2 separate regions of the Homo sapiens genome follow, and region 2 is linked to region 1. The links are chromatin loops, found by intact Hi-C in ENCODE. Cell type or tissue: endothelial cell of umbilical vein. All regions are shown on one strand. Links, peaks and the distances in the headings refer to the core of each region. The heading gives the core; the rest is flanking DNA.

Evidence for each region. A loop is a pair of places that touch in the nucleus more often than their neighbours do. Peaks named below come from ENCODE experiments on the same cell type or tissue, not always from the same donor. Only the 100,000 strongest peaks of a DNase experiment are listed, where the experiment ranks them.
Region 2: it touches region 1 in a loop (6-fold over the local background); 1 of 110 quality-filtered maps calls a loop at or near these places.

Annotation. Positions count from the first base shown.
Region 1 is chr10:30,854,713-30,862,873 of GRCh38, forward strand. The region is part of intron 5 of ZNF438 (zinc finger protein 438); the gene reads right to left. Among named protein-coding and RNA genes, the nearest start is that of LINC02644, 140 kb to the left of the region's middle. In endothelial cell of umbilical vein, for the core only: no CTCF peak of the experiment used is centred there; DNase peaks (open chromatin) are centred at 3,319 and 3,989; H3K27ac peaks cover 3,239 bases.
Region 2 is chr10:31,000,969-31,008,428 of GRCh38, forward strand. All of the region lies in intron 1 of ZNF438 (zinc finger protein 438), which reads right to left. Among named protein-coding and RNA genes, the nearest start is that of ZNF438, 27 kb to the right of the region's middle. In endothelial cell of umbilical vein, for the core only: no CTCF peak of the experiment used is centred there; a DNase peak (open chromatin) is centred at 4,053; H3K27ac peaks cover 4,000 bases.

The DNA of each region.
Region 1 (8,161 bases), core at 2,394-6,393:
TGCTGGGGCATAAACTGAAATAGTCAACGAAACAAGCAAGCTCTACAGAAAACAGACACACAGAGAGGAAGAGTGGGGGGATTAGAGCGAAGACAGAGGAACAATAGAAAGGGAAACTGAACCTCGGAGGCAGAGCATGGTAATGTCAACAAGAAGAAAGGCAGAAATAACAGACAGCAAAAGATGCAGCTGAAGCAACAACAGTGGTCAAGGTCACCTCGAAGTCTCTAAAGACTTAAGTTGGGAAGGGGCTTCCTATTTTTTATGACCAAGTGTGAGAAAGCAACCTTCTGACAGTTAAGGTTTCCAGAAATGAAACCAGATATACTTCATAGAGCCATACCAAAAGGGAGTGAGCTAATTATGATATATTTGAAGTAAATGTGCTTCAACGGATCTTCAAATGTCTCCACATTATAGTGGAAATAAAATCACATAGGAAGAGCAAGGGCATTCAAAGGAAAAGGAGGCCACTGTGGCCTGGGAACAACAGGACACTCCTGAGCTCTGTCCTGGCTGCGAGAGCACCGATCAGTGTGAGCAGTGTGGGCAACCTGAAGTGACAGAGGCCCAGACGACTGGTATGATGTCTGCCAAACTGAGTCCGTGCTCCTCAAGGTCCCTGCGATTTAAAGAAGTGGATGCTGGGGTTGAAAGTCTTATCAGGTGGTTCATGATCAATATCACAAGCTAATCACAAAGAGTTTGTGGGGTGAAAAGATAAGGTCTTGTTGAGTACATTTAACATACTTATGCTTGTCTGGATCTATCAGGAAGTACATACAAGGTTAAGGGTCTCCATGAAGGTGGTGTTGAATCCAATTTCTCAGAATCATTATGGATAAATAACTAAACCAATGTGTTAGTAGAAATGCAAGGCAGGAGAAAGACAGCAAGGCCACAGAAACAGAAGAGAAAAAACCCTCGTAATTACTTAAGTGTCCACCAACAGGGTGCTAATAAGATAATCATCCAACCATACAATGTAATACCACGCAGTAATAAAAACAAAGAATGAATCAGGGTGATCTGGAATACTCTCCAAGATGGGAGATGTACAGTATGCTATCACTTGGATTAACAAAAATGAGAAGATACACACACAAATATATCCTTTATATGTGCAGAATATCTCTGAAATGAAACAAAAGAAATCAGGATTATGGTGGCCTTTGTTGGGTGGAGGGACCTGGAGGAACTAAGAAGTCAGGAATGGGATAAGTGCTAACTTCCCACCGAATACGCTCTGTGCCTGGCACACAGGAGGTGCTTAGACATATTTGTTTAATGAATGAAAGGAAAACGAAAGTTTCCCTAGTTGAATCAGTTTTAAAAAGCAGTATCTTTTGGGATATTTGTGATGAGTGTGTGTCTATGCATAAATGACTGTCTAGATGTACACACAGAGAATGGCTCATGTCTTTTATTTTCCTTGACTACTTAATGACAAGAATTGCTAACGATCAGGGAAGTAATCTAGTAAGTAATCCGACAGGCAGTGCATAACTATCCACCAAAGTTAAGCACTGAGAAGTATTAGAGCTCATTACCTCCCAAGGACAAGTGGAGTTGTACAAATTATTCCTCCAAACATTTGCTCTTTAAGATAAAATAAGGCAATTTGCAATAAAGGCCAGTTATGCTAGAATAACTCGTGTTTTTTTGTTTTGTTTTGTTTTGTTTTTTAGTAGTCTGAACAACAGGAGTCCTTACAGAAGCTGAAAATGCCATTAAGTTTTCAAAAACTCTAACATACTAAGATAGTATGTCTGCAGAGTCTTTCTTGGCAATATAGTTATACAACAGTGGTTTATTCCACTACACATTTACAAGGCCTTTCACAGATGGTGTGATCTAAAAACTCTCACCTGCACCCACTAAATTACAGATCTTACAGAACTGTGCACTAAATAATGAGAAGTAAAAATTTCCACTGACATTCATAATTTCTGGAAATCCTGCACAACTACCCGTAACACAGTTAAAGAGACTCACAGGACTCTCAGGTACTAAACATGGACTTTTATTAACTGAAGACATAAAAGTGTCGCTCAGTAAAATTAATTGTGTACAATTATTCAACAGGAATACTTAATATTAGGATCTTAAATATGGGCTGTTTTTAATATGTTAAGCATACTAAAATAACAATTTTGAAAAGTGACATTTACAGTTGGTGAGAAATTGATCTAGCTGGGATTAAAGGGAAACTAGGAAGTGTTGAGCCCTTATTATGGTCTAGAATTAATGCTAGGTCTTTTAATTAAATCTTCATCCAAACTCTGCGAATAAGTATTACTGTTCCCCTTACACAGATTAAGAAAAATGAGGTTTGAGGAAGTTAAATAATCTGCCAAAGTCCACATAACCCAGAGCTGTCCCACTCCAATTTGAAGCAATGACCTTTTTCTTCATTTTCCTTCAAAGGGCAGGGGGATTATATGTAAAGTTGTCTGAATTTATCACAAAATATAATACCATATCTAAATTTTAAATAGAAAAAATAAATTTTGAAATAGAAATGGCTTGTCATATTCTAAAATTTCTTTTTTTTTTTTTTTTGAGACACAGTCTTGCTGTCACCCAGGCTGGAATGCAGTGGTGAGATCTTGGCTCACTGCAACCTCTACCTCCCAGGTTCAAGTGATTCTCCTGCCTTAGCCTCCCGAGTAGCTGGGATCACAGGCATGTGCCACCATGCCCAGCTAATTTTTCTATTTTTAGTAGAGGCGGGGTTTCACCATGTTGGCCAGGCTGGTCTTGAACTCCTGACCTAAAGTGATCCACCCGCCTTGGCCTCCCAAAGTGTTGGGATTACAGGTATGAGCCACCCCATCTGGCCTAAAATTTCTATTACCATTAAATTATACTAACTTTCTGAAAGCCCACTTATTAGAGATAACTCACAGAAAATTAATAGTCATTTGAAAGCAAAAGCATATTTTTATATTTGAATTTGCCACTTACTATCCATAGGACTCTGAGAAATCCAGAAAGGCTGTTGGATATTTGGAGAATGTGCAACGTGTGTCCTCCTCCTCCTCCATTGCCATCAAAGGATTGGATCTGATGGATATCATTTACATGTTAAAGGCAGTGGAGGAAAGAATGAGGGCTCAATAGCACTAGGTGCCAATGTCTTACCCAGCTTTATTAAACTGTTTCACAATGCAGCTACCACAAATAGTATTAAGAGACAAGCACATGAGGCAATTCTCTAGATAGCTACAAACAGCTCACTTCCTGATGTCCATTGGCAGAACCAAAGCCTGCTCTGTTGCTTCTGAATAAAGTTGTTCAACCTCTTCTGGTCGCTGGTTTGGGCAAAGTTCCATTATTCCATCTGCTGGGGCCCACAGGCCTACTGCTAAGAGTGCAGAAGGGAGCAGGCAGAGAAAGAGAGGCGTGTCCCTGCTCTTGAAACAGGCCCCCTGGATCCAGGCTCACGAGGAAAGTTCTGCCAAGTCTTGGTCACTAAAGAGCCAAAAATTTTAGGTGTTGTTCTGGTTTTAATTTTATTAAACTGAAATACTCTATTTTCAATTTCATTCGTTGTTATCCCTGTTTTCCCTGCCACTTGGCTTTCAAATAATAAATTCCACTTGGGGTTCAAACTGTTTCCCAAGATGGTCTCTAGTTAAAATAAATATGGTAAAACCCTGGAGAGGTCTGGGATAAAAGCAATGTCTCATAACACAAGGGAGTGCAACTTAATTTTGTTGAAAAACCTATAAACACCTTTAGCCATTGCCTACCCTCTCCCCAAGCTACTGTCCAGGGTCTGCAGCAGCAGTCAGAGTCAACAGGAATTTATTGAGCACTGACTATGGAGCATGCACTGTAAAACGTGCCGGCAATAGGCACAAGTGTTCTTTTGTTTCTAAGGACTCAGGATGCCAAATGCATTTCTAGTCCACATATCTGCAGCATGGAGACCTCCTAGAGTCATCATGTCTCAGACCTAAGTTTCAGGAAATTTGAGACAATGCAAAGGAAACAAGCACATTCCTAACTGGAGATCTTGTATCCTGAATCTAGTTTAGTCCATTCTCCTTGACATACTTGTGTGTTCTGCTCAATTATTGCTCTTAGCTAACTCCCCTCTCCCTCCTTAACACCACCAGTGACATGCAGGGCAACTTCCACTCAGCACAGGCCTTTGAGATTTGTCTTGTCAAACAGTGCATCCATCACCTCACTTCGCAGGGAAGGAAATTCTCATTTTCTGAGGAGCTGAGCTTCTTTATCAATACTGTTTCTTTAATATTATCCCAATGATAAGCAGATTTTATGGGTTAGGTACTGTGCAAAATATATAACATGCATTATCTCACTTAATACCCAAAAAACCTGAATTAGGAACCACTGTTGTATCTGTTTGTTTTTGAGACAGGGTCTCACTCTGTCACTCAGGCTGGACTGCAGTGGTGTAATCACGGCTCACTGCAGCTTCAAACTCCCCAGGCTCAGCTGATCCTCCCACGTCAGCCTCCCAAGTAGCTGGGACTACAGGCGCACACCAACATGCTGGGCTAATTTTTGTATTTTTTTATATATTGTTTTGCCATATTTCCAGGCTGGTCTTGAACTCCTGGACTTAAGCAATCCACCTGCCTCAGCCTCCCAAAGTGCTGTGATTACAGGCGTGAGCCACTGTGCCCAGCCAAGTCTGTTTTACAAGGATTTCTAAGCTCATAAGTAACAGTGCTGGAACTCAAATCCTAGCCCATTTTATTCCAAAGGCTCTTTCTACCTCTGCATGCTGACTGTAAGCTACTATGTGTGGTTATGGCCAGCATCTGATCTTCAGTAGAAAGACTGTGTGTTTTGGGGTTTAGACAGATTTGGTTTCAACTCCTGGCTCTGTCATGTACCTGTGGCTTTGGCACTTCACTCTCTGTGCCTAAATGTTAGGATCTATGAAATGGGCATAATAATATCTGCCTACAAAGGTCCCTGTCAGGATTAAATGAGAAAAATACCCATGATGGTGCAAGTAGTTCCTGCTACATGTTAGATGCTCAGCAGATATACTAGTTTTCCACTTTCTCTTGCTAGAGACTATCAGGTTGTTGACATTTATTTTTGTTGGGAAAAAAAAGGCACAAATCTTGAATGATCAGCATATGGAAGTAGTTCTGAATCCTTAAAGTAGTGTTTCTATTTTGAAACGTAAATGAAGGAAAGAGAAAAGAAATGGCTATTACTTGTGCTGGCCTCAAAAGATAGCTTCCCAAAATGAAGACCTCAGAAGCAAAAATCTCTCTGCCCTTCTGTCCCTGGCCCTTCATTTTCCCCCCGAGATTAGCCATAGAATCTAGAATCCCTCTTCCCCAAGGTGAGTCATAGAAACCAGAACCACTTTTCCCCAAAGCCAACCATAAAACCTGAAATTATTACTCTAACCTTGGCCATAAAGAAATGATCTGACCTACTTGTTTGATTGTAGGTCATCGGACCCGCATTCCAGAGAGGGTCCTGCCTCATACCCAGAAGGAAGGGATGTTCCACAGAGAGGTCAATAGCAATCCAAAACAGACAAGCCTTGCTGGGTTTCCTCACTCACTCTATTAGCATTAGATGACATCCCTTTTGTTCAATTATATTTCTCCACAACTATCCATGTTTTGTTGAACCTCAGCATGAAAACGGACAGTTTCCCATCTTTGGGTCTGCATTCTGAAAGCTCTCGTGTCATGTAACACAGCTGATTCAATGTATATACCTTTTCTCCAATTAATCTGCTGATCTGTCAGCTCATTATCAGTGAACCTTCAGAGGGGTGAAGAGGAAGTTTTCCTTTGCCTCTATGCTTGTAAATAATGAAACTGTATTTTAAATCTTGTGCCTCTCTTTTGACACTCACGCTGGTAGCTCAATCTTTCCTAACATCTAATCCAATCCGTCTTGCCAGGCTCTTTGATTCCCTGTCCAGAACCCACTCCCACTTGCCCTTCTGTAAATTTTTGTATCCCAGTTGATAAAGTGCTAATTGGATTAACAATTCAATGCGAATAGGGTTAACATACATGCATTTTAAAGAGCTACTTTATGGAGACACTCCTTCCCACTTTTGTTTATACCTAGTAAGTAGTGAGGCCAACTGTTGGTCTTAAACCTAGCAGGGAAGAAAGCAACTACCCTAGTAGTTGTTCAAGAAAGTGGGGTAAGTACAGATCTCAGTGGCCCTGTGATGGGGGATGGGGCCCAGAGTGGGGTTAGGGACACTTGCCTTGCAGACTTTAGTATTTTGCCGAATAAATTATTATAAGTTTTAAGACAGCCTGAGTACAGAAAGAAAAGTTAGGCACTGAAAGAGGAACTATAGCCCCTAAAATGGACTAAATGAGATATATAAATACAGTTGTCCCTTACCATCTGTGGGGGATTGGTTCCTCCACAGGACAATGACCTCCTTTAGACACGCAAATCCATAGATGCTCAAAACCCTGATGTAAAATGGCACAGTGTTTGCACATAACCTATGCATACCTCCTCCTGTATACCCCAAATCACCTTTAGACTGCTTTTAATACCTAGTGCAATGTAAATACTATGTAAATAGTTGTTTTACTGTATTATTTAGGGAATGATGACAAGGAAAAAAATGTCTATACATATTCAATATAGATGCAGTTCGAAATTTTTTTTCAATCTCTGGTTAGTTGAATCCATGGATGCAGAACCCACAGATGCAGAACAGGATGTGGAGGGCTGGCTATATCATGCTGCAAGAGGAAACAAGCATTCTTTGTGAAAGAATTTAAAAGCCAATTACCTAGAATACTAGTGGCAATTAAAAAAAATAACACAATGTGGTTGATAAACTGAAGTAACTAATTATTCTTTCAGGGCCATATAGTTAATGTCCCAAGGGAAAAGTACATTTAAAAAGCTTTACCACTTAAAATATATTTTAATGATTCTCAATTTCAATGAATTTCTTCTTCATTCTAATTATGAAGCTTTTATTAGTTATTTCTGGAAGGAATTGTTTTTGATTTGGAATGCTTCTGATAAAAAATGGTTGAAAGCCATATGAAATTATGTTTGTTTTTAATACATTTAGAAAGATAAAGTTGTTTATTTTTTGGCAAAAATAATTTGTAGCACGCAAAAGATTTTATTCATTATTACAAAACATCCAAGCCAGTATCTTTACTCAAATCTAAGAATGACCGAGGAGCATAAGAAGTTAACTAAGAGCTAATGACCTTCCAAGGACACTAAGCCAGGCAAATGGAAACTTCTGAAATGCTTTGTTAACCCCATTCTCTCAATATTCTTTTTGTTGTTATTATCACTAAAATTGTTAATACTCAGTTGAGTCCTACAGTTGAAATTTGGACCTTGACAACTGAACTCCAACATGGTGAAAAGCAGCAGGTCATTTCATTTGACCTTCTATCACCATCACAAATACCTGTGCACGCTGTCCTTCCAGAACATTCTGACATTTGCCGAGTCAGCTGTTTCTCAATGGGGCTGGTGAACATGGAAACATCCACAAAAGAGGTTTAGTGAGCTGCACAGATATGGCATGGCAAGAAATCTTCCACCAACAAACTAAAAATGGGCCCTTTTTCTTTATATTTTCTTTTTCTTTTGAGACAGGGACTCGCTCTATCACCCAGGCTGGAGGGCAATGGTATGATCATAGCTCACCCGCAGCCTCAAACTCCTGGGTTCAAGTGATCCTCCTGCCTCAGCCTCCCAAGTAGCTGGAACAACACATGCACACCACCCTGTGTGGCTAGTTTTTAAACATTTTTTTGTAGAGTTGAAGTCTCACCATGTTTCCCAGGCTGGCCTCAAACTCCTGGGCTCAAGAGGTCCTCCTACCTCAGTTCCCTAAGTGTTGGAATTACAAGCATAAGCCATTGCACCCGGCCTACTTTTAGTTTTCAATAGCAGTTGCAACAGTTAAGTATCTTTGATGACTAACAAGATGACAGTTGGTGAAGAAAACCTTTTCCTCAGTGGGATAAACAGAAAGATAAGGTTTCAACATCAGAATGTGAAGTCAGTTGGAACAATTAAACTAGGACACATGCAAAAGGCTGGAAGTTTCTTGCCTTTGGTCAAAACACTATGATTATGAAACTAAAGTGGTAAAGATCACAATGTTTCAAAATGCAGGGAACCAAAATTACAAAGATAT
Region 2 (7,460 bases), core at 2,108-6,107, 150 kb after region 1:
TGCCCATCTTCTAAAGTCCTGTTCGAGAGTTATCTTACCAGAGAACAGTCATCTCATCTCACCAGCCCTCTTAAGAAATAACTGCTTCTCCATTCACTCTACAACCCATTGCACTCATTACAACACGATTACAACACTCATCTTGCTGTATGAAAGGCCCATGGATGTCTGTCTTTCCTGTCAGACAAGGACTTCCTTAAAGGAATTCTGTATTTCAGTCATTGGCAGATGGTAGATACTCAAAAAATGTTTTAAAAAAACAACTACCATTTATATTTGACATTATTAAAAGCTGTAGAACTCATCGCTGATAATGTGAATGTATTTACAAACTATAAAATACTAAGTACCATATCTTTCAAGTTATATGCACCCAGGCACAGTAAAAGCTCAAAAAATGCTTGGGGACCTAATTCAGTCACATAAATGCAGCTATCCTTAAAAGCCCACATTCTGGGGAGGCCCACCCTATTTCCTGAGAGTTCAATCAGATAATTGGACAGGACACAGAGAGGTTAATTCTGATGAGAAGAGAGGGAGGTCAAGTGTGCCAACTGATTTTAAAAATTATATATTGTATCATAAAGATTGTAATAAAGAAATAAAAGTTTGTTACCTATAACTTTAAAATATTTAAAAATTCATTTTCTGCATATTACCTTTCTAATGCAGTTGAAATTACACTAAACATATCATTCTGTATTTGGTTACAAAATTTTGCCATAAGTTACACTTATAATTGCACTTTAGTGATCATGTTATTCCATCACCCTAACATATTGTAGTTCATTAAAACATTCACCAAAATCCAATAATTTAGTTCAATAGTTATTGAATAATTACTTGTATACCAGACCCTGATGCAGGGCCTGACCAGTCCCAACCTCAAGAACTCCCCAGCCAAGTGGTAGGGACTGATTCATACACCCATGGCTGCAATACAGTGCCGAATGCAAATCAGAGTGCTCATTGGCAGGGCTGAGTAAGAAGGGATGCCCCCAGGATCTGAATGCTGCTCTCAAGAGATGGAAAGTCAACAGAAAGAAGAGGGGAAGGACTCATAAAGATGAGACGTAAGAATTTAAAATGGCACAGCATGTTCAGGGAAAGGCAGTGGCTGGGAGTAGCACAAGAAACACATAAGACTGAATGGGTCCATTTCCTTAAAGCCTCTCCAGAATTGTCAGTTATTTTAATTTTCAGTATTTTCGAAAGAATAGAAGAGATAACTCAAGGTTAACTTAAAAGGCATTTCTTTGATTACCAGTGACGGTAAACATAATCCCACCTTTTTATTAATCATTAACTGCTAAAATACTTTGTTTACTTATGTATTAAAACTTCTTCATTAAGTTCGAGAGAACTTCCTCTTCAGATATTATAGATATTCACCCTTAGTCACATTTGATACAAGCATTTCCTCCAGTGTGTTGTGTGATTTTTTTCATTGTAAATAAACCTTACATTTTATATGTTCAAAACTATTAGATCTTTTCCTTGGTGAGTTTTCCCTCTAATACTGAGTCATCAATCCTTCACAAATCTGAATATTGTTCTATTTTCTACTACTTTTCAAAAATACGATTAAAAAATATTTAGCTCTTGATACTAGCTAGACCTGATTTAAAAAACATGATGTGCATAAACATTCACATACAGGCCATTATCCTCCCTCTTCCAATCCTACTCCCACTCCCTTTGCTAAGATGGCTAGGGAATGCCCTTTCATCCAAACTCTTAATTCATTTTAATTCAGGTTCCCTTATATAACAATACGGAGAAGAGAGCAGCTAGAGCATGTGTCCTTTGCAGTGTCTTTAGAGATGGCCCTGAAATGGCTATGACCCCTACAAAAGAATTACAAAGTAGTATATTAAGGTACATAACATGGACAGAAAACATTTATGGGATGTATCAGCAATAAACATAGATGCTAATTTAAAGTACTAGTAGATACCTTCTAAGTCCCCAAACAAGTAATGCAGGTTTTCTTTAAGGGCCTGGAATGTATAGCCTTTTGACTAACTTCCTATTACAGAAGGCAGTTTTCAAATTAGCAAAGGGGGCTCAGTCCAGTGGTATACAGGTGAACACGTCTGACTCCCATGGGGAGTCTGGAAATGTGGGGAGGCATTTTTTAGATGTCACAATGAGAGAGCACACTATTGCAAGTCTTGAGATGTGTAGGGCAATCTTGTACAACAAAAACCTGTCCCATCCCAAATGCCGATAGCCACCTCACTTCAGCTAAGGGCCTTCCAGCCCAAGATGATGTGCTTCCTATATTTAATGAAGGAAACACTCCTGACTTCCAATTGTTCTATCTACCCTGCCACCCAGTACATGTTTTACCGTGGGAGGACCAGCCCTAAGTAAGATTGTGAGGTAGAACAGGTAGTATTGGATGTCTTGCTTACTCTTCCCGTTGGGTCCCTTGTTTTAAAACCCTGTTCTGGCCTGAATCCCTTCAAGTAACATCCCAGGAAGTTCTGGCTTGGAGGAACCCAGGAACTTGGCTACTGTCTTCTCATTCTGACCCACCAAAACCTGTTCCCTGCAAGTTCTTAGAAAACATCTGAAAAACAAAGCATACTCTGATACTAACCTCATGAAGGTACAAGTGCATTCTTCTCAGGGCTATTTGTGTTTAAGCACTAAACTAAAGATGCCACTCCTTATCATATGCCCTACTACCATCCTTATACAAGCTACTACCATTTTTCACTGTGATTACCACAGTAGCCTCTTAACTGGTCTTCCTGCTTTCAGTCTTCCAAGTCATAGTCTATGCTCAAGAAAGAGCTGATCTACGTGAGATCATGTCATTTCTTGGCCCAAAACTCTCTGGTGGCTCCCTAGTTTACTCCAAATAAAAGCCTCCAATGGCTTTTATTGGTACCTCCAATGCAAGATCATAAATAATCTAAAATCTGAAAATCTGGGGGGAGAGCATATATGGAAGAAAAAACAAGAGTCCATTTTGGTCACATTAAATTTGCAATGCCTAGGAGACATTCAAGTGGAGATGTCAGAAAGGTGTTATCCCCAGATCCTCAGAAGAGAACTTCAGGCTACATAAGTACTTCTCAATGGGGGGTGATTTTATGCACCCAGGAGACATCTGGCAATATCTGGAGACATTTTGATTGTCACAATAAGGGTAGAGGGAACTCTATTGGCAGTTAGAGCATAGAGGCCAGAGATGCTGCTAAGCATCCTACAATCCACAAGACATCCCCTGACACTGAAAAAATTTTCCAGCCCAAAATGTCAATAGTGCTGAAGATGACAAACTCTGGGCTAGAGATAATAAGACTTACACAAAAAGATTATATTTAACCAAAAGTACAAGATGAAAAACAAGAGAACTAAACCTTTCCTCTTTTAGATGTCAGGTAACACAGAAGACAGAAAATGGTCAACTAGAATGGGAGAAGGAAAACCAGGGAAGGGTTTGTCTCAAAGGCCAAGAGACAAGTGTTTCCAAAAGGAAGCAATGGTCAATTGTGGTCAACTGCATGGAAAACTGCTAAGACATCAAATAACACTGATAGGGGGTTAAAAGGTTTGAGAAGAATGAAGGCAGTATGCTGTGAGGAGTGAGGGAGTGAGATAATAGACACGTCGGAAGACTGCTGGACAATTTTAAGGCTGCTGAGCGTATCATTAAAGTGAAAAAACTGGCAGGTAGTTGAGCTCATCCAGTTCTGAGATTGGAGAGACCAAAGAGGTACAAAGGAATTGAAAGAATTTGCCGGAAAATAATTTGAATCAAAGCATCTAGGCTGGATAAGGAAGGAACTGGTAACAGAAAGGAAGTGATAAGTAGAAATGTGGGGGAGGGGGCTGGAAGTCATGATGAGTCATAAATACTTTTCCCACATCAATAAATAAACTTCCTATATGCTTTTAACTGTTTCATAATAACATAGCCTATTTCTTGATATTATTAAGCAAATGTGATTATTACTTTAATAAGTTACCAGAGATAACAAGTGTTGGTGATGGTGTGAAAAAGAGAAACCTCATACACTGTTGGTGGGAATGCAGATCAGTGCGGCCACTGTGAAAAACCATACAGAGGTTCCTAAGGAAATTAAAAATACAACTACCATATGACTCAGCAATTCCTCCAGTGGGTAGATATCCAAAGGAAATGAAATCACCATCTCATAAAGATACTTGCACTCCCATGTTCACTGTAGCATGAGCCAAGATTTAGAAACAATAATAGCCAAGATATTGAAACAACCAAAGTGTCTGTCAACAGATGAATGAACTGTGAGTTATGTGTGTGTACATATGTGTGTGTGTATATATATATGTACATGCACGTACGTAAATGGAATATTATTCAGCTTTAAAAAGGAGATCCTGCCATTTGCTACCACATGGATGAATGTGGAAGACATTATGCAGAGTGAAATAGGCAAGACACAGAAAATGCATGATTTCACTTATATGTGGAATCTTAAAAAAAGAAAAGAAAAAGAAAGTTGAATACTTAGAGAACAAAATGATGGTAAACAGGGGTGGACGGGGGAGAAAATGTGAAGATGTAGGTCAAAGGATACAAAGCTGCAGATACGCAGGATAAAGGGGTCTCGATGTCTAATGTATGACATGAGGACTATGGTTAATACTGTACTGTATTTGAGATTTTTGCTAAAAGAGATTTTCCTGCCACTAAAAAGAGTAACTATGTGAGATGACTGATGTTAATTTGCTTGACTGTAGTATCCACTTCACTGTGTGTATACATCAAAACATCATATACGTTAAATATATACAATAAAAAAATAGGTATTTACTATTTGAACAATGCTCATCATCCTATTTACTTTTCCTAAGTAGGATCAAATGGTATTTGTGGGAAAGATCATGTTATTGTGAAAGATATGCATATATGATAAATAACAGATCTGGGTTAAAATATCAGCTCTTTCATTTATTATGTTGTGACCTTGGACAACTTACTTAATCTCTCTGAGCCTAAATCTCTTCAGCTTATTAACAGATTGTGGTACACAGAATATTGCCTCCCTCAAAGGATGTCCATCCCTTATTCCCTGGAATCTCTGTCTACCCTATATTACATGGTATGATATTGTGAAATATATATCTGGTCTACATCCTCATTTCCTGGCACACAACTGCTAAAATCCTTAGAATCTCCAAAGTGATGTCTTTTGTATGCTAATGAGTGACTGATGGCTGGCAGTCCCTGGGTAGCTTCAGGATGGAGGCTGGACACTAGAAAGACCAAAGCTTGATTAGAGGGTTGGGACGTTCAGTGACACCCTCCAAGCTCTAGGAAGGGGAAAGGGTCTGAAAGTTAAGTTGATCACCAACAGCCAATGATTCAATCAATCATGCCTACCCAATGAAGCTTAAATAGAAACCCAAAAGGGCAGGGTTTGGAGAGCTTTCAAATAGCTGAACACATGGAGGTTCGCAAATGGTGGTACACCCAGGGAGGGCAAGGGAGTTCCTTGCCCCTTCCACATGCCTGGCCCTGTGCACCTCTCTATCTGCATCCTTTGTAATACCCTTTATAATAAACCAGTAGATGTGTTTTCCTAAGTTCTGTGAGCCCTCTAGTAAATTAAATGAACCCAAAGAGGTGGTTGTGGGAACCCCAATTTATAGCAGGTTGGTCAGAAGCACAGGTAGAGCCTCCTGAGACTTGCTGTGAGACTGAGGCCTGAAGATATGGGATCTGACACTCTCTCCAGGTGGTGTCAGCATTGAATTGAAGGCAACCCGAGTGGTGTCTGCTGCAAAATGTCTTGGTGTGGTTGGCGGGGGGCGGGGGGGGGAACTCCCACACGTGTGATTACAAAAGTCTTCTGTGTTGATTGCTGTTGGCTAATAGAAAAAAAAAAACCATTTTGAGTGTGTTTTTTCCACTCATTTGGTAAGGCGGAATGAAGGTTGCACACAGAATTAAGGCTGGTAATCAGTGGGCCTTAAAATAAGGAGAGTATCTGCATTATCCAGATGGGCCCAAAGTAATCACAAGGGTTCTTAAAGGGGAAAGCAGGGACAAAAGAATTAAAACCAGAAAAATGGCACTGTGAGAAAGATTTGCCCAGCCACTGCTGTCTCTGAAGATGCAAAGAGACTAAAAGTGAAGGAATGCAGGCAGCCTCCAGAAGCTGGAAAAGACAAGAAAATTGACCTCCCCTAAGCCTTCAGGGAGAAGGGAAGCCCTGCTAACAGGATGTCAGGTCCATTTTGGGCTCCTGACTTCCAGAATGTAAGATAAGAAATTTGTGTTGTTTTAAGTCACAAAGGTTTTTTTGGTGTTTTTTTTTTTTTTTTTTTTTTGGAGACAGAGTCTCACACTGTTGCCCTGGCTGAAGTGCAGTGGCGTGATCTCAGCTCACTGCAACCTCCACCTTCCAGGTTCAAGCGATTCTCCTGTCTCAGCCTCCTGAGTAGCTGGGATTACAGGTGCACGCCACCATGCCCTGCTAATTTTTGTATTTTTAGTTGAGACAGGGTTTCATCATGTTGGTCAGGCTGGTCTCCATCTCCTGACCTCGTGATCTGCCCGCCTTGGCCTCCCAAAGTGCTGGGATTACAGGCGTTAGCCACCGCGCCCGGCCAGATCTTTTGTTTTTTGTTTGTTTGTTTCATTTTATTTTACAGCAGCAATACAAAACTAATACACAGGTAAAATGAACTGTCTTCATAAGCTTTGTGTAGATTAACCAAGATAACATATATAAAGTACCTAACAGAGAGTGCCTAGTATATAGGAAGCATTTAAATAGCTATTAAGAGTGTTAGTTCTATTAATAGTAGAACACACTTAATAGCACTGAAACCAAATAGTCAGCAGAAAGAACACTGACTCAGTTCTAGAATTTACTCAATGCCATGACATAAGACATCTTACTTTGTCTCTGTAGGACTCAGCTCTCTCATAAAGCAAAATGAGGGGGGACTAGATGACTTCTGAAGTTTCTGCCAGCTCTAAAACTTTACGATTCTAAAATCTAATTTCTTAATGACACATTCACTTATTGCTAATTAACTGATTCAGAAAATCCTATTAAATATAAACAGTAGACAAAGCAGTTTTCATTTTATGTTTCAACATTTTCAATATTTTATATTGCTGAGTTACAGCCTTATAAAGTTGAGTCATGGCATAAAAATCACAAGCCTGCAAGCAAGGAAAAATATCTAAGTCATCCTGCTTTTATTTAATGGCCTTACAGTCAAATTGAAATAATAATAATAATATCTTTTCAAACAGCTCAAAGTATATTCCCACATATTACCTCACTTCTTCTTTTTTAACAGCTTCATTGAGGTATAATTCACATACCATGCAATTTACCCTTTTGAAATATACAATTCCATGGTTTTAGTATATTCAGAGTTGTGCCACAATCACCGCAACTTTAGAACATTTTTATCATCCCAAAATGAAACTCCCTATCCATTAG